Linked DNA regions of Homo sapiens: region 2 is linked to region 1. Evidence: chromatin loops called from intact Hi-C (ENCODE). Cell type or tissue: endothelial cell of umbilical vein. All regions are shown on one strand. Each heading gives the region's core, and the rest is flanking DNA. Links, peaks and the distances in the headings are about the cores only.

Region 1 (10,091 bases), core at 1,139-9,138:
GATAAGGAAACTGAAGCAATTTGCCACCAAATCACATGGCTAATCTGTTGCAAAGCCAAGATTAGAAACTAATTAGTCTGACGTCAGCATTCAAGCTCTTTACCACAACACTACTCATGCTGAGAAAGCTTCTCAAGGCTGAACTACTGAGTCACAGGCACAGCCTTTCTCACTCAGAGGTTAGTGACATGACAGCTTTGAATTCTAAATTGGAAAAAAATTTCTGTATGTAGCAAACTAGATTGTTGTAGTCCAACCCTTCCACTACAAACATCCAGAAAAGTGAGAACAATATTTTTAATGATTTTTAAGGCATCAGAGAGCTACTGAGGCACTGGGAATTTGTGTGCCAACATTACAGAATAGGGAAGACAGGAGAGATGAAGTCCAACATTTGAAGCTACTTTTCCACTGTGGGCAACTGTTGTTTCCAAAACAAAAATGAGGGAAGAGAGGCTACGAAAATAAGAACTTTCAAAAGCCTCACAAGACTAGGAAAGAAACTGAAATTCACAGACAGCTGAGGAAAAATTGCCTTTAGTAAACACCACAAATTTAGCTTGATACCCCCAGAAGGCTACACCCCAGTAGTAAAAGAAGACAAGAAACAATTGAGCTCTCACAAAGTTTCATAGCATGCTCAAAAATAGTTTAATTCCTGACTGAATTAAAGCGATATGCCTCCACTCTCACTGCCTGCCAGAAACAAAACTAAAGCACCTCTGGAGGAAAAAAAAATCATGCAGAGTGTCGCATTATCTCTACATATAATGTCTGAAATGCATTTAATAAAAAGATTTATGTAGAGTGCTTTGGGTGTCCAAGGCAGGAGAATCTCTTAAGCCCAGGAGTTCAAGATTAGCCTGGGCAATATAGCAAGACCCTATCTTAACAAAAAAATAAAATAAAAAAATTAGCTGCAAATGGTGGTATAAGCCTGTTGTCATAGCTACTTGGGAGACTGAGACAAAAGGATCACTTGAGCCTCATAATTCGAGGCTACAGTGAGCTATGGTTGTACCACTGCATTCCACCCTGGGCAATAGAGTGAGACTCTACCTCTTAAAAGAAAAAAAGTTGTATAAAAAAACAATAGGAATTGGGGAAAAAAATAGGAAAAGCATACAATAGATACTGACACCCAGAAAATAAAATTATTGAAGTTATCAGGCAGAAAATATTTAGTAAAACCTATAAAATAAAATGAAAATTCTAGAACATATAACTGAAATTAAGAATTAAAGGAGTAAGCTTAATTAAACACATTCTGCAGAAAGAATTTCTTAACTAGAAAATAAATCAGAGAAAAACCACCCAGACTGAGGCATAGAGACTAAAGAAAACAGGAGGAACAATATAGAAAAAAGAAGAAACATTTGGGACACACACACGAACACACACACAGACACACACACACGTAAGTACAGTCCTAATAAGAAAAAAAAAGAAATTGAGGTAAAAGAAATATTTAAAGAAATAGTAATATGGAATTGTTCAAAGACAATAAATATATAAGTCCACACATCTTAAGTCCTCAAGATGGATAAATATGAAGAAACATTCCAGGTGTTGTAGCTCATGCCTGTAATCCCAGCACTCTGGGAAGCTGAGGCAGGTGGATCACTTGAGCTGAGGAGTTTGGGACCAGCCTGGGCAACATGGCGAAACCCCACTTGTGCAAGAAATACAAATTAGCCAGGTGCTGTGGCATTCACCTGTAGTCCCAGCTACTTGGGAGGCAAAGTCAGGAGAATCACTTGAGCCTGGAAGCAAAGGTTGCAGTGAGGTGAGATTGCACCATTGCACTAGAAATCAGTTAAGAAGATGCAACAACCAGGTAAATCCCTAATAATGCAAGAAAATGTCACACTCATTGTGAAATTTTGTGACATTTTTCTCATTCACTCTTCATCCCCTTCATGGCACAATATGCCACTGTCAGGAAGATGTGTATCAATTTCAAGTTCCTCCCTCAGTATACAAGGGAAAAAATAGAACTTGCTGGCAATATTTGGCTTGCCTAGGGGCTGCCGAAGTGACTGGTTTCTGTCTTGCCTGATGTAGAGCACAGATGAGAAAAGTGGCATAGTTTGGATGCCAGGTTGGAGGCCACTGAAAGCAGCAGTCAGTCACTGTGGCATGTTAGAGCTGCAGGGAGTCTGCAGACCTGCAGGCGGCTAGGAGTAATCAATTATGGACATAGGAATACAATAAACATCCAAGGCTTTTGAGATGAACCAGGAGACTGAATAATACATTTTAAAGCAGATAGTATGTATGCAGGGAAGTGGAATAAAAACACACACTTAGGCTTAGGGAATACACATCTTCAGAAAAGATTTAAAAGACCCTGAGCCTTTAAAACATTTTGGGCAATGAAGGTCTTCCCCTGCACAAAGCCATGCTACAAAAGCTGGGGGAAGTGGAAATTTTTTTCAAGTGTCCAAATCTCAAGAGAACGTATCAAGACATACCAAAATAAAACAGAGTAACATGAATGATTCAAAGGAACCAGATAAATCTCCAGAGATTGTCCGCTAAAGAAATGCAGGCCTCTGACTTACTTGATAAATAAATTAAAACAACTACCTTAAATATGGCCAATGAACTCAAAGAAAACACAGTGAAAAACACAAAACTAAATCTAGAAAATGGTTTATAAACAAAGTGGAATATTAGCAAAGAGAGAGAGATTACAGTCATATACCACATAATGATGCTTGGTCCCGTAAGATTATAATCGTATATTTTTACCTTACCTTTCTGTTATATAGGCTTAAATACACAAATACTTACTATCATGTTACAATTGCCTACAGTATTCAGTAGAATAACCTGTATATGTTTGTGGCCTAGGAACAATAGGCTAACCGTATACTCCAGGTATGTAGTAAGCTATACCATCTAGGTTTGTGTAAATATACTCTATGATGTTTGAACAATGGAAAAATTGCCTAACAATGCATTTCTCAGAACGCATCCACATTATTAAGTGATGCATGGCTGTATTTACAAAGAACCCGACAGAAATTCTGGAGCTAAAAAATAGAATAACTGAATTTAGAAATTCAGGCAAAAGAAAGAACCCACAAACTTAAAGATGGGCCATGTGAAACAATCAAATCAGAGGAGCAAAGAAAAAAAAATGAACACAGCCCAAGGAACTTATGAGACACCATCAAGCCAACCAATGTACACATGCAGAAGACGAGAAAAAGAGAAAGGGGCAGAGAGTGTATTTAAAGAATTAACGGCTGAAAACACCCCACATTTGAAAACTAAATGGATATACAAATGCAAGAAGTTAAAAAACTTCAAGTAGCATAAACCCAAAGAGACCCATACGAAGCCACCTCATAATGAAACTATTGAAAGTCAAAGACAAAGTGAGAATCTTAAAAGCAGCAAAAGAAAAATGACTCATAACATACAATGGAGCTTTTATAAGATTACCAACTGACTTCTCTTACATGCCAGAAGGCAGTTGAATGACATATTAAAATGTGTGAAATATACCTAGAGCTCGGCATAGAGGAAAATTTATTGTCTTAAAAGTACCTATTAGAAAATAAGAAAATCTGAAAGTCAAGAACAAGAAAAAGAACAACAATCACACTAAATTTACTAGAAGAAAGAAAATAATAAAGATAAAAAATAAATTAATAAAATAATATACATATTTAGTAAAAATATTTTTTTTAAATTCCGTTTCTTAATAAGACTAGTTATATTTCTGTGACAGTGCAAGCCTTTTCACAGAGATCAGCCCCCAGCAAGGGTCTGTCCAAAGAAAGTAGAGTGGTTAAGCTTACAGGATCCAGAGTGAGACTTCCTGGATTTGCATTCTTGACTTTGATGCTTAATACTTTTGAGACCTATGCTAGGAATAAAATCTTTCTGAGCCTCAATTTTCTCATCTGAAAATGAAATCATAATGGTACCTATCTCACAGGTTGAATGAGGATTAAACAAGATAATCATAGAAAGCACAATAAATATTTGCAATTATCAGTATCATTGAGACTTCTGAACCACAAGCCTGTTGCCACTATTGCATATCACTCTCTGTAGCCTGTTTCTGAAAAGAGTCAAAAGTGGGCAATAATAAGTGATAATGAGGACAGGTAGTATAGGAGAAAGTTAAAGTGTAGGATGAGTACTCAACCCAGAAGAACATGGCCAACTCATTGGAGAAGTTACCATCAACCCAATACTGCTGCTATACAGAAGAGTTTTATAGTGTAATCTGTAGAAAATGCAAAGGCCCATCTTACCATATGTGGATTTGATACTGAGAGCTACAGAGGGAGTATCTCTGGCAGCCTCTAAAAGTAGCAGTTTAAAAAACAGCATGAAATAAGAAAAGGCAAGGTCGTAATAGCCACAGAAAAGGAATGAGAAACTCCCATTTCCTGTCCAAGTCCCTGACGTCCAAGATGCAGGCTTTCTAAGGAGAAGCTGATAACCCCACTGTGATGGAGCAGTGTCATGGCATGCTGGAAAACCAGGGCAGAAGATAATTCCCAAGGAGAGATGGAAATAGACAACCAGCTCTAGAGTAAAAAAGCAGAGGTCAGAAGTGCAAGTTTTACATGCTGGCATCTTTCCAAAAAGTAGATCTCTGGGGAACAGGAGGACTCCCTGTGAATCATACAGTTATGAGTTTGTAATATTTATATTTTAGGGAATTTTTGGTTTTATGAAGCTGATAAGGAAAGAGGTGAGCCATTAACATAATAAAAACATACATATATATTTGGTCTAGGCCATTGTTTCCTGACAGGCACATAGCTGCTAAGACCCTTGGAATGTAGGAAGTGGTGTCTTTTTGTAGGCTAATGAATGACTGGTGACTAGAGGCGCTGGATAGCCCCAGAATGGGGGCTGATTGTCAGGGGAACCAACCCTGTAATTAGAAGGTTGGAACTTTCAGGTTCTCCCTCCTCCCATTCCCTTACCTGCCTTCTAACCTCTAGGTAGGGGAGAGAGGGATGGAAGTTGAGTCAATCACTAATGTCCAGTGATTTAATATATCATGCCTACATAAGGAAACTTCCATAAAAACCCAAAAGGACAGTGTTCAGAGTGCTCATAGGTTGATGAGGACATGGAGGTGCTGGGAGGGTGATAGGCCTGGAGAGGGCATAGAAGCTCCATGCCCCCACATACCTCACCCTATGCATTTCTTCCATCTACTGTTCCTAAATTATATCTGCTTAATAAACCAGTAACCTAGGAAGTAAGCTGTTTTTCTGCATTCTGTGACTTGTACCAGCAAATTACTGAACACAACGAGGGGTTCATGGGAATCCTGATTTATACCCAATTGATCAGAAGTGAGAAGGGAAGCCTGGACTTGGGGTTGGCGTCTGAAGTAGGGGCAATCTTGTGGGACTGAGCCCTTAACCTGCAGGATCTGATGCTAATTCCAGGCAGACAGTGCGAGAATTGAATCGAATTGTAGGACACCCAGTTAGTGTCAATGGAGAAGTGGAGAATTGCTTGTTGTGGAACAAATCCACACATATGGTCACAGCAGTGTTGGAAGTGTTGAGTGTGTGTATAGAGAAAAACAGTTTGTGTTTTCTTCTATAGGTTCATGGGGAGTTGTCCCCAGTGTGAGCATCAATCTTAATGCTAAGTAAAGTGAGAAGGGCCACAACAGAAAATCTGGACTCTTGTGAGTAGGATCATGACTAGTCTGCATATAGAAGTATTTATCACCCAAACCAGGACAGTCTTGAGAGTAAAAGCAGTCACTATTATAAATTTTGCAGGAACAATGTAGCTCAGTCAAACCAGGACTTCTGGTAAGTCTTGTCATAATTGATGAGAAAAAATTATATGAAGTAATCACAATGCCAAATTGTGCTTGGAGAGCCACCCATTTTAAGCCCCGCTTTGTTAAATAGGATGGACTCTCAGGAAATTATGTCACCTCACTAAAAGGGGAAAGCATCCCCCATTCCTGTAGTTTAGGCTACTGACTTACCCAATAGTCTGTTCTGGAAACTCTCTTGCATATTTACATATTGGGCCACTTCGCAAGTCTTCCTGATAAACTTTTTGAAGGCTTTCCAATAATATGCTTGTTCCAGGAAAAATTGTGTTTTTTCAAGTGTATGAAATATCCTGCAATCAAAAAGAATCCAGAGAAAATTAAAATTTAAAAATGATCTTGCAGATGACAGATCATTATAAATTTTTCTAAAAACAAATATATGCAAATGCATGGCAGTCCACTTATGTAAGGAAATAGAATCTTTCAAATAGTTCTACTAATTTTTTAAGTTTGTTTACAAACTCCTCTACCTCGATTTGAAAAATAAGGAAAAGCAATTTATGAGAATACATAAAATATAAGACAATAAATCAAGAAGGACAAAAAAAGAGGAAAATTAAAGGCCATAACAGGAAGTGAACTTAAATATTAAGAAAATATATATTCCCTATTTGACATATTTGACGAAGAACATCCTAGCAGTCAAGGAAAATGGAAATTGATCACACATATAATTCACAGAGTCATAAAATAAAATCAAGGCGAATTTTCTGTAGAGTTACAGCTCCCAAGAGAAGCTTCCCATTTGTACTTAGTGCACAATTTCTGAGTAATTAACAAGAACTTCCATCACATGCATACCTTGGACTTACCAGGGATCCTCAATTTCTAATGAAAGATTAAGTCAGTGGTTAAACATTAAGGGAACTCTTTCATATTTTACAGTTATTAGATGCTTTCCAACAGTACCAGTAGGTTAATATTTTTAAAATAAATTGAACCTCTTTCTATTCAAAATATAATCTACCATATTGATCTATCATTTGTGTAGAAGGGGCAGTTGAAATCATTCTGATGTCCCAATTGTTTATAAGTTTCCCACCAAACATGTACTTACACTGTGGAGACAAGCTGGTGCTTACAGTCACTAGAAAAGACATCATTCTCAGGAGAGGGATCAGCTCCCAGCAGCAGGAAGAGCCGAGTACAGGAAAGGCTTGCTTCTGACAGCTGCATCTCAAGTTCCTGCCAGTCCAAATATTCTTCAGGTATTAAAACTGACATATTTTTGTGCCAAGTAATGACCTCTTGCAAAATACGATCCTTAACAAGAAAAGAAGATATTGCTTATAATAAATAAAGCAATTCAGATGTGGGTATTTGAGACGCAGCCTTGACCCTGTATCACTAAACAAGGGGTCCACTCAAACTGTACATCAAAGATCGTGCCCTATGGCATGGTAATTATCTAAGTTATAGTTCTAGACTTGAATCTTTACTCATGTTCAGGTTAATAAGTCCAAAAATAAAACTTAATCCAATAATAAAGTAGGATGGGACTCAGTGTCATAGCTATCTGTGTTAGCTAGTTGCAACAAGTAGCCTGTGAACCAGACCCCCTGAGAGTCTCACTCTCAGTACCACCTTCCACAATTCCTCTAGGCTGAGATCTGGCTCACGTAAACCCATAGAATGCAGCTGAAGTGAATTGTGCCAGTTCTAGTTCTACCTTCTCTGAGGACTGGCAGCTCCTACTCTCCCTCCTTGCCTGTTTTTGCTTGTGTGTGGGATCCCTGGATAGCCATGTCAGAAGTCTGGCTACCCTGCTGAAAGGCCATATGGAGAGGTTACCTGGAGAAGAGACATCTTGAGTCTGAGAGGAGGATGAGAGGCCCTCGTCTCAGTATCCTAGCTAACCAGACTCCAGCCCTCACGGCCATCTGACTGCAACTACATGAATGATGCCCAGTAAGACCATCAGAAGAACCACCCCACGGAGACTGGTCAACCCAGAGTCAGAAGAGCGAGAAAATAATGTGTTTTGTTTTAGGTCACTGAGCTTTGGGGTGATTTGTTAGTGATACGTATCGTAGGCATCATCCAAAAGGCTACCTCAAGTATATGTAACCTATAAATACATAGTTCCCTGCTTCGTATGAGACTACAAGTTAGACTTTACAGATAAAAATAAATTTGAGATAGGATTTCTGCCAGGAAAGAGCTGACATCTAGTAGCAAGAAAGGTATTTGCAAACAGGTAATGTTTTTTGTGCCTGCATGCATTCACATACACTTTTCTTATTTATTTTCTTTTCTTTATTTTTTTAATAGGGTCTCACATTGTCACCCAGGCTGGAGTGCAATGGTGTGATCATGGCTCACTGCAGCCTTGACCTGCTGGGCTCAAGCAATTCTCCCACCTCAGCCTCCTGAGTAGCTGGTATTACAGGCATGTGCCACCACATCTGGCTAATTTTTGTTTTCATTTTTGTAGAGATGGGGTTTAGCTATGTTGCCCAGGTTGGTCTTAAACTCCTGGGCTCAAACGATCTGCCCACCTAGACCTCCCAAAGTGCTGGGACTACAGGCATGAGCTACTATGCCCAGCCCTTCACATATAATTTTCTGCCTGCTTAGCATCCTCTCCTGACTTCTCTTTGCTTCCAAATCTTACACCTCATCTAAGGCTCATTGACTTATTTGGGAAGACTCCTAGATGCTGAGCTCCAAGGCTCTCACTGTTGTTTGCCCTTCTCTACCAAGATAGTGTCTTCTTCATGTTTGTACTCCCTTCAGCATACTGTCATGCACAGAGTAGATGCTAAGAAATCGGTGATTGAATTATGCACACTATTCAATTACTATCCCAATTTTCATTTTGCTGAGACACCATTTATATTTCACTAGTTTCATTATTTCACTGGTTTTATTTCCATGGTATATAAGGATATAAAAAAAAAAGGTAATACTGAGAGAGAAAAATGAACTCTAAAAATATAAATATTGTAATTTTAATTCTCAGTAAGAAGAATAGGGCTGGAACTTGACAAAATAATCTTTCCAAACAAATCGTTCAACATTCTGCAGTCCCACTTGAGCGCTGAACAGGGGTAGCCCATTGTCCTGGGCAGTTACATGAGAGGAATATGACTTTTAAAGCTTGTAACCACTCAAAGCCACAGTTTTGCTGGGATTGACTAATCACCAGAGACTCCTCTGCTTTTCTTAGCATGTGCAGCCAAGAATGAAGCAGATCAAGGATCCAGGAAGCCAGAAAAGAAGAAGTGGTATGTTTTGAAAGTTTGAGGAATTTCAAGTAGGTTTTGGCCAGGCGGGTGGCATACAACCTTTCAGTCAGACAGAAAGGCCAGCATTGAAGGGCAGCTGGAGTTCAGAGAGCCAGCTTCCTTTAAGTGTGTGGGCTTACGGCAAAACTTTCCTCATCGAAACTCCAGGTTAAATATTAGCATCTTTGGTGAATTTAATCTTAAATTTGTGCCCTTAGAAGAGCTAAGATGGTAGAATACTTACAGCATCCTCTACTGAACCAAGTAGCTTGTTTAAAACACTCGTCTCAGAGGAGTTACAATAGCACAACAGTCCCTGGAGACCACCCCATATGCTGGAGTTTCCAGGCGGCAAAAAGACCTCCTTCTCAGAGAAACGACCATTCGGGCAGACAGCATTCTTCGCCAACATCTAAAAGATTAATAAGAGTGGGAAGGAGTAACATTTAAAGAGGCTTAGATACCCTCTTCATGGGCTCAAGAACTGCAAATATAATAAGCAATGATAAACATTTTAAACACAACATAAAGTTTTGAAAAACCTGCATATTGTTCCCTTTTTTAGCTAGCACAATTCACAAAAGGAGCAAAACTGAATATTGCATGAGCTTCTTGAATGTTTTATTAAAAATGCTTATTTATAATTATTTGTTGTGCTTTACCTGTTTCAGCTCCCAAAAGAACACATCCTTTTCCAGTTTCAATTGGTTAAGTTCAAACCATTTAAAATCATTAGCTGATGTCTCCAGGCAAATGAGGACTTCTGCAAAGTAGACAAATTGATTATTATTCACCTAAGGTAAGTAAGCTTGACTTTTATACATGGCCATGAATCAATAAACTGGATCCTGAAAACATGGATTTTTTAAAAACTTGACCTATTATTATACATTTTCTTCTCTTCCTTAGAAAGGAAAACAGGAGTCATTGTAATATCATTTTGTCCTTTCCAAAGACTAGTGAGAATGAGTTTTTACTTCTAAAGTAACATCCCCCCTCACTTTTTCCCTCTCCTCCCTGAG
Region 2 (10,091 bases), core at 1,153-9,152, 75 kb after region 1:
GTGCGAGTTACCCACCCTTCCTGGCTCATTTTCTGTAGCTGTGAAATGGGAGTAAGAAGTTCTGTCACGCAGGAGTGTGGGAAATAGGACTGATGTCCTGGGCTCAGGTGCATGATGATTGTTGGCAGAGAGAAAGAGCATACTCTGACACCATCTGGCTCCGCTGATGTGACAAAATGAAGAAGGAGAGAGTGTGCTCTCAGGACCTGCCGGGATCACAGCACAGCACTATTTTAGCTTCCATTTGGGATCTTTCGTAGCAGGCCCTGTGAGCTGACACTCATCATTCTGACATCATTCTGAATGAGCTGACATCATTCTGTGGCTCCGGGACAGAGCACCGTGCCTCCTGGCTGCTTCCCTCTCATCCCTAAAGAATGGTTATTTTCCAAGTAGGTGGGCACAAGAACACACAGGTACAATTCTCCCAGGAGCTCCAACTTCAAACCTGGAGGATGACAGGTGCTGTCTGGCCGGGACAGCCCAGGAATCGGGTAGGACCAGGCAGAGGTACTACCCCTCAGGGGAACTCTCTGGCTTAGCTGACAGCAGGCAGTGGGGGAGGAAAACATCCCCGACAGGAATGAAGCAGAGAGAGGAGAGGACACTCACGAAGAGCTGACCTCGGGTAAGGTTTCCTTGAAAGGAGCCCCCCAGAGTTCCAAATCGAAAAAAGAAATGTGCTTTTCACGAGGACCAGTTCCCCAATAAATAGCCGCGGCCTCCAATACAATCTCATAAAAATAACACTTGAGGCTGCCTTTGCCTCTGGTCTCTCACATTATTGTTACTGTGACTGTTTTGTTGTTGTTTGTTGTTTTTAAAACCTTTCCTGTAATTGAAAAACCCAGGCCTATCTGGGCCAAAGTAAATAACTCTACCAGGGAACTCTAGGCTTCCCAAGGAGACCTGCATTCACAAGTAAGAAGGAAAAGCCTCTTGGGAAAGTAAGTCTTTGTTTTTATTATTATTATTATTATTATTATTATTATTATTATTATTATTATTAGTTTTTGTTTTGCACAGAAGCCACGTAAATCCACCATCCTAAATAAAATCTCCCAGACCTAGCTTTTTGATGATCTTGTAATTTTCTCTGCAATATGCTGGTAACAATTTCAGCAAAAGAGCAACCTAGAGAGAATTATTTTCTCTTTTCAGCCTGACAGTCGAATTGGTAAATGAGAAACTGGATGGCTTGTCTTTGAAATCCAGTCAGTTTTCCATACCTTTAGAAGACTGGATAATCTCACATTCTTTTTTTTTTCATTTTATTTTATTTTATTTTATTTTACTTTTTTTTATTTTTTTGAGATAGAGTCTCGCTCTTCACCCAGGCTGGAGTGCAATGGTGCGAGCTCGGCTCACTGCAGCCTCTGCCTCCTAGATTCAAGTGATTCTCCTGCCTTAGCCTCCTCGGTAGCTGGGATTACAGGCACATGCCACCATGCCAGGCTATTTTTTGTATTTTTAGTAGAGATGGGGTTTCACCATGTTGGCCAAGCTGGTCTCAAACTCCTGACTTCAGGTGATCCGCCCTCCTCGGCTTCCCAAAGTGCTGGGATTACAGGTGTGAGCCACCATGCCCGGCCACTATTCTCACATTCTTAAACTCAGGCAATGATGCAGGACAAAAGAGATGCTCACCGCACAGCCAGACTCTTAAAGAAACACTGAGATGCTTTCACTGCAAGTGTTCCCTCACTGCCCTTCAAAGCATTTCCCTCACTGCCCTTCAAAATTGTTTTTTTAATATATATTTGGTTGTCTATTTAATCACTAGTGCTTTGAGAGAGGGTGTAGGAGGAAAATAAAGCTAAAATTAAAGGTTTAGAAGCAAATTCAGATCAATTGAAATTAAAGAAAAGGCACTGCTGATACCATGATTGTGAATTAGGAAAAACCAACCAACCCCAAACAGCTTAGCAGAGGCCAGCCCATGCTAAAAAAAATACAAAGGGAGGTTTGCTTTTATTAATTCGGTTTCTGAACTGCTTTTCCTAGATCACTGCTCTTAGCAAACCTGAGACACACTCAAATGGCCCTCAGTGGCCTGGCAGTGGCTGAGGCAGTTTCCTCCCAGGGTTCAGCCTAAGGCGAGTCCTGAAGGCCAGGGAAGCCCAGGCCAAGCCCCAAGATCCCACAGGCTCCCGATTTAATGACAAGTAGGAAGATTATCAACTTTATCTTCTCATCTAGCCAAACAGAAGTTGAATTACTCTACATTTTATTAAAGAGCCCTTGGTGGGAGCTTCGAGTTATCAGGAGTTCCATCTCACCTGCACTACTGTATGACTGCAGCCAGAGAGGGAGAAGCCATCATGTCAGTCATCCGTGTGGCCTAATCGCAAGAAATGTGTCACCTCCGTGTAAGTGCTGGAAACGAGAATAGTTCAAGGGCTCCTACACCACCTGAGAACCCTCTCGCCTCTCACTGCCAATCTTGTCCCGCAGTGCTGGAGTCTGCAGCTGAGCGGGTTTGTGTATGGAGCGCCCCTGGGTGTGGGCCGCTGCTGAGAAGTGGAGCAGAAAGTGCACTGGCTCGCAGGTGGCTGCTCAGCAGCACCCCAGCCCCACTACTGACCCGCAGCCAGTGAGGATGCCCTGACCCCAAGGACCTCTAGCCATAGGAGCAGTTCAAGAGTAGTTAGTTCAAGACTTTTTCCAACCTGACTATGAGAGAGATCAGGCACCTCACCTTTTACCTTCTGGCATCTGCTGATTCCCTTAGTAAATCCTTACAGCAAATTTGACAACAAATAGTTGATGAGCTATAACATGTAACTATGCAAAACCAGCAAAAATCCAACCTCTAAAACAATGTCCAAAAGAAATAAGACATACTTTACTTCTGAGGCTTGATATCTGTAAATTTTTTTTCAATTTCAGAAAAATACAGAAATTGTAGCTAGCAGGATTAGTGTTTGCAAAATAAAATTATTCTTTGTAACACCAAGTTCAGTTTTTAGCACCTGATTTCAGTAATAGACAAAATAAACAACAGTAACAGACAAAAATCTCAAAGAAATGAGATTATTTTGTTTTAGAAAAGAAACACACACACATATACACACAAAAGCTCTGAGGTTTGAAGTAGTTGAAACTTGAGAACATGTTTCTTTACATCTTAAAAGAAAGTAGTTGAAACTTAAGAATATGTTTCTTTACATCTTAAAGGAAAAAAAGTGATTTCCAAGGTAGTTATCTTGGAAAGCTCCCTACCTAGCCCCAGGGTAGATCTCTAGGAGGTAGATAGGCAGAGGCAGAGCCCAGCAGGGATTCAGCCTGGGTTTGGGTGAGCTGACTCAGGTCTTTCTAATGCTGGTGGAGGGATGGCATTTGAACTCAGACAGTCTAATAGGCTTCTCCCTATTCCCCAACAAGCCAGGTCAGAGGATGAGCCCTGGCATAACACCATAATTCTTATTCATGACTAAAAGAAAGTATGCATTTTATCACTGTGGCCTTTTAAATCAAGAATGCGGTGCTTTATGTATGGTAGACATCTGGATATCTGTCGCTGGGTTCTGGGATGTGGTTTCCATGGGCAGAAGGATGTTCCTAGTAAAACTGTGGCCAGTGTAGTTTTGTTGTTTCCATTATCCTCTTCCAGCCCATGGTTGGGAGAGAACCATGAGTTTTTTAAAACATTGATGTCCTCGTATTAAACTATGCTTCAACCCTCCTCCACTAGCCCAAGTCTTCAGTAAAATTGGCCAGCTCAACCCAAAAAGCTGGTATCACTTACAGGATATCAGCTTTCATTAATGGAGTAAGGGATCAGAGTCCTGTCCAGTTGGGCGGGGAAGGAAAGGACTGAGTAGCAGTCACAGGAGGCAAGATTCAGAACAGAGATCCAAGGTGTCAACAGATGTAGGATCCTGGAGACAACAACCACCCTGTGAATGGTCACTGCTCCATGATTTGAAGGATAGATTAGGGGAAGTGTACCATCCACAGTACACAGGCTACAGGCTCAGCTGCTCTGTTCAATATTAAAACATGGGAGAACCCAAACAGACTGCAAAACTAAGAGCTATCCAAGGAGCTTACAGTTGGCTTACATGATTTTCTTGTTGTTGTTGTTGTTGTTGTTGTTGTTATTAATTCTTTAAAATAAGAAGTAGCTGGTGAAGGTAGGGAGAGGGAGAGAATAGGGATAGATTTATTAAAGGATACAAAATTACAGCTAGATAGGAGGAATGAGTTCCAGTGCTCTATATGACTATAGGATGACTATATAATAACAATGATATATCACATAGGTCCACCGCAGTGGCTCACGCCTGTAATCCCACCACTTGGGGAGGCCAAGGCGGGTGGCTCCCCTGAGGTCAGGAGTTCTAGGCAAGCCTGGCCAACATGGTGAAACTCCATCTCTACTAAAAATACAAAAATTTGCTGGGCATGGTGGCACTCGCCTGTAATCCCAGCTATTCAGGATGCTGAGGCAGGAGAATCGCTTGAACCCAGGAGGCAGAGGTTGCAGTGAGCCGAGATCACACCATTGCACTCCAGCCTGGGTGACATGAGCAAAACTCCATATGAAATAATAATAATAATATATCATATAGCTTCAAATTGCTACAAGGAGAATATTGAATGTCCCCAACACAAAGAAATAATAAACATTTGACATAACAGTTATACTCATTACCCTGATCTGATCACCATACATTATTTGTATTGAAACATCACTATGTACCCTATGAATATGTGCAATTATTATCTGTCAATTTAAAAAAATTAAAATTAAAAGAAATAAAAATAAAATAAGTAATTAATTAGACTGATTTACAGTTAGAATAAAATGTAGAAATTAATAGAAATTCATGTGGAAAAGCATGGCTCAAAGCCACTGAATATTTGCCAATGTTGATGGCATTGCACTGGAACTATCCATGGGGTCACCCGTGAGACATTGTCAACTGATCTCCACCTGCCCAAAAGCAATGTTTCCTTACCTTGACCCAGAAACTTCTCCAGGAAACTTATTCAAGAGAAATGATCCAGGAGAAGGTGTGTCCTTCATGCATAATGATGTTATTCATAACAATAAGAGCTGGAAAGAACCTTAATCCTCAACATAAGGAAATGGTCAAATAATTATGTGTATACAACTGATGAACTGTTATTCAATAAAACCATTAAATAAGAAGACCATACAGTAACTTTTAAAATGTTAGGCTTCAATATAAAGTGGGAAAAAAGCTATGACTTTAATTACGTAAAAATATTTCATTATGTATGCCTAAGGATAAGAAAAGACCACAAAAGTTAATTAGGATAATAAAATTTTAGATGACTTTAAAATGTTTATCTTTTGTTTTAGTACTGTTTTTACAATAAATAAAAATCAAGAGGAAAAAATAAATGGTATTAAAATAATGGTAAGAAACTACTTTTTCCAAGAATAGTAGAATTTTAACAATCTATAGAGTTAGGTATTAAGATAAGTATGATGGGTACTATTTATCCATTATTCTATTTTTTTAAATTTTTGTTTGAATCTATAATAAGATGTTTTTTGAAGAAACTATAATCATGAAATATATGAAAGATTTTTTAAAAGTAAATGTAAAAGCATATACTGATTTGCTCTTTATGAATGATACAAATTACTAAATTATCACATGTATGCTGACACTATGTACATCTATTATGCATCAATTTAAAAAAAAAGCTAAAAAAAACAGTAAATGTAAAAACAGACAAGCTTCCTTCCTACAACAAATAGTTCCTGGCTTTACTCACTAAATAAACATGTATTTGAGGCCATTTATTCACTCAGGCAGTTTGGTTATTCCACAGTTCATGCCAACACCTCACTTTCATAGTTCAAAAACAAAGAATCTACAGATTATCATTGGAGAATGGGAGAATGCTGTGAAAAATAGGTCAGTTTAAAGACATTCACCCAGAGGGGCCTGCCCTCAATATTTCCACTGTAATAACATTAAGATATGTAAACATATTCACATTTTATCCCCCTGGAGTTCTGTTCTAACCCAACTGTGCAAGCCATGAACTGAGAGTTACCCTGTGCCTCCTCTCCTCACAGCCCACGGTTCATGTCCACAGATGTCTGAGGCCACCCATTTCTACCAAATAAGAAAACAGCTCCCACTCCTATACCAGGTACTGTTGCAAGCACATTACATGTACAAACTCATTTAATACTTACAAACAATTTCATTTTACAGAGAAGAAAACTAAGTTAAGAAATTGCCTGAAAAAGTAAACTAGTAAGTGACAGAGCTGGGATGTGAACCCAGTCAGGCAGCTCCAAATTCTATGCATGGAACCACTTGTGTTGTTTCTACTCTGTTGCTATTCTAGGCATTGCTATAATGAACAACCTTGTACAAATATCACTTCCCATTTGTGCAGGGACATCTATAGGATATATCCCAAGAGGTGGTTTCATTAAATATTTAATTGCATTTTTCATTGCTTTTCTGTGAACAGACTATAGCTCTTTGTGGGCCAGGAACTCACTTTTCTTGTTCACCCACTATCTGGCACATAACAGAGATGCATAAATGCTTTATTCCTTCCTTCTTTTACTTATTCAACAAATATTTACTGAACATCCATTGTGTGCCAGGCACTGTTCTGGGTGCTGGAGAATACATTGATGAACCAATTGGGGAAAATGTCCTGCTCTCATGCATGTAACATACTAATGTAGGATCCAGAGGCAATCGGCAAATAAGAAAATCTGTGGTGTGTTACAAGATGATAAATACTAAAGAAAAATAAGTCAAAGAAAAGTGGGATGCAGGAGTTACCACTTTAAATAAACAGTTATCAAACAAATAAAACCTTCTGATGAGGATGTTTGCCTTAGCAGCAAAAGTAATTGTGAAAATTTTTTAAAACTCAAGTATCCATTAAGGAGGAGTAGGCAGTCTGGCTACCTCGGTCACTGAACTGTTTTGAGGTAGATATGCATAAAGCAGAAAGAGCAGTGCCTGGGAACCAACTTCCACCCATAACACTCTTTCATGGGAAAATAGGCTAATTCCCTAAAACAAACTTACATGTCAATGAAATACACTGTTTATAAATGTAAAACTACCTACACAGACACGAACACACTAACAATCAATGAAGACTGTCTCACTCCTTTATTCCTGAACTTAAAACTTTTTTTTTTTTTTTTTTTTTTTTTTTTTTTTTTTTTTGAGACGGAGTCTCGCTCTGTCGCCCAGGCTGGAGTGCAGTGGCGCGATCTCGGCTCACTGCAAGCTCCGCCTCCCGGGTTCACGCCATTCTCCTGCCTCAGCCTCCCGCGTAGCTGGGACTACAGACGTCCGCCACCACACCCGGCTAATTTTTTTGTGTTTTTTTAGTAGAGACGGGGTTTCACTGTGTTAGCCAGGATGGTCTCGATCTCCTGACCTCGTGATCCGCCCGCCTCGGCCTCCCAAAGTGCTGGGATTACAGGCGTGAGCCACCGCGCCCGGCCAACTTAAAACTTTTGTACAAACTTTCAACTGAAATTATTTTGATCCTAAAGATCACATAAAAAAGAAAACATCTCCTTTAACTTGTATTTTATTTCAAGACAGAGAGATAGAATATTCTGGCTCGGAGGATTCAGCAAAATGTAATTCAATGTCAATTACTGAATCTCTTCAAACCAAAGCATTTGTCAGCAGAAAATTCCCATAGGTTAACTGTAGACCTTAAAATCAGAAACGATGCAGGTAAATTACTGCACATCTACTTCTCCTGAAAATGACATTTATAGGTATTAATGTTTATATAGTGGCATCAGGAATAAAGTTAGTCATAATAACAAGCAATTGATTTCTATTTCACAAAAACGTACACTTACAGGATATTTGCATAAGTATTCACACAAGTTTCATTTGAACAATTCCAATCTCCTTAGGAAAACCTTGCTAATGTAATTTGAATACAGTTCTAAATAGATGTGAATTAACACTAAAGATGGTGACCCTACAGAATAACAGAGTGGATGTGTCATACCCTGCTCTGGTGAGGCACACTGTGCAGTCTTGTGCTTCGGAGTCAGTACCTGTAGCATTCTGCTTATGCATTAAATGCAGCAAATGCTTTGTTCCTTAAACCTGAGAATTCACTGTTCAGTTTTTACAACGAATGCTTAGAACACAAATTATAGTTCAATTCCACCTGCTTTTTTGTTTGTTTGTTTTTAGAATTTTTCTAAATTTGCCCTTTTCTGATAAATTCTTCAGCCTTGATTTCATCCTGGTCATTAAAGTGTTCAGCTACTTTGGCCCTTGGGACGGGTTTTGATTTAAAATAATCCAACCTCCCCAAATTCCCTGCAGCATGAGTGTTTTTACCTGCCAGGAGGCAGAGGCAGGCAGGAAAGAATAGACCCTGATCTTGCTCCAGACCTCACTGGAACCCTATGGAAAACCAAGGCAAGCACTCACCGGGTTCCTGAGTCTGCAGAGCCAATTCTTCCACAGCAGGGCTTTGAACTGGCACCCGGCATGCCCCATGCCTGCTGCTCCCTGCTCTCAGTCAGGAAGCCAGCCTGTAAGGATGGTGCTTATATCTGCTGGGCTCAAGTGAAGGCATGTTGCCTATTAGTCAATTCTAACAAAAGTGAGTGATGCAAGAGAGATTACTGGTGACTGAATAAAACAGGCATCAGATGTCCCCTCTTGTTCGGCATCTGCTGAGAAATCTTTTCACTAGCTGTTCAGTGTTTCAGGAGGGTTGAATTACAGAAAGCTGCCTTCAGGGACTTTCTCGGGCATACACACATACACAGAGAGGGTGCCCTCCCTTTCCGAGAACCCACAGAACTGATCTGTGCGACAAGAAGTAATGCCCACATTTACCATTTACCTCCCTTTTTTTCTGGATATTAATTAGATGGAATTTTCCTTTTTTCTTCTGAAGCATTGGTTATTACACAAATTTGCCAAAATATTTCAATTTTGGTGGTCCCATGGCAGAGAGTTTGAAGGGAAGGAGATGGAAGCAGTGTTGGTGTCTGGGGGAGTTTGGGGAATGGGTGACTCAAGTTCCACTCTGCTACTGCACCTGCACTTCATACTTCTCCTTCACCCATTTCCTCCAAAGGGATCAGGATCTACGTTTCAAATGGTATCGGGTGCAGATGTGGCAGGACTCAGCAAGTGGCCTGTGGATTACCTCTGAGTCCTGTTTGATTCCTGAACACTTGCACTTTCTAAGTGGCATGATGGATTCAGCTTGCCAGCTGGTGGCTCCATCGTCTTGGAAGCCAGGCCCTCTTGAGTTCCTGTTGCCCCCAGTTGTGGTCAGAAGGATTTCAGGCAACCCAGTCTTGTGGTCTTCTATTTCATAAAGCAATTTTCACAAGCTGTGAATGCTTGATAAATGGCTTTTGCAATAGGAAACAGGGAACACAGGCTTCAGCAAAGAAACTGACTCAATTATTTTGTAAACTTATTTGTTTAGAGCATGCCTATTTTATTTTATTTTTTGTTACATGGCTGGCAGCACTAGAGTGAAGGCCATTACTTAGCAGGATGGCGCCCAGCAACCATAAGTGGATTTGCCTGATCCCCATATGATGTTCCCCCTTGACCTGTGACTTCTCAAAGGTCTTTGGGGTTGCCTAAGTATTGCTACTCTGGTTCTCTTTGCAGATAACATCTAGAACACCTTACAAGTAATTGTCATAATTTTTAAAAATCTAGTATAAGAAAAAGCCTCCAACCATAAGGTTTTTCTCATGTTATGTTCATAGCAGCCAGTTTTTATGCTGCTATGCCAGAATTATGTCAGAGACACAAAAATTATCTCATCCATTGCTTTCATGGAACAATGCTGTGTTAGGATTTTCAGATAAACAGAACCAATGGGTGATTCATTGATCGATTGATTGATTGATTATAAGGAATAGGCTCACACAGTCATGGAGGTGGGCAAGTCCTAAGATCTGCAAGGTGAATTAGCAAGTCAGAGACCCAAGGAAGCCAATGATATAGTTCCAGTCCGAGTCCAAAGACCTGAGAACAGGAGAGCCAATGGTGTAGTTGCCATCCAAAGACTGGGAAACTTGAGACCCAGGACAAGCTGGTATTTCCATAAAGTCT

The links. A loop is a pair of places that touch in the nucleus more often than their neighbours do. Peaks named below come from ENCODE experiments on the same cell type or tissue, not always from the same donor. Only the 100,000 strongest peaks of a DNase experiment are listed, where the experiment ranks them.
Region 2: it touches region 1 in a loop (7-fold over the local background); 4 of 110 quality-filtered maps call a loop at or near these places.

The regions. Positions count from the first base shown.
Region 1 is chr7:48,245,253-48,255,343 of GRCh38, reverse strand. ABCA13 (ATP binding cassette subfamily A member 13) reads right to left here. Exons shown (of 62, transcript NM_152701.5): 12 at 9,732-9,832; 13 at 9,314-9,481; 14 at 6,900-7,105; 15 at 5,993-6,132. Among named protein-coding and RNA genes, the nearest start is that of ABCA13, 79 kb to the right of the region's middle. RefSeq lists an enhancer at 9,344-10,091. In endothelial cell of umbilical vein, for the core only: no CTCF peak of the experiment used is centred there; a DNase peak (open chromatin) is centred at 4,613; H3K27ac peaks cover 2,006 bases.
Region 2 is chr7:48,169,894-48,179,984 of GRCh38, reverse strand. It overlaps ABCA13 (ATP binding cassette subfamily A member 13), which reads right to left and starts at 8,527. Exons shown (of 62, transcript NM_152701.5): 1 at 8,433-8,527. The coding sequence starts at 8,501. RefSeq lists an enhancer at 1,394-1,895. In endothelial cell of umbilical vein, for the core only: no CTCF peak of the experiment used is centred there; a DNase peak (open chromatin) is centred at 5,834; H3K27ac peaks cover 1,675 bases.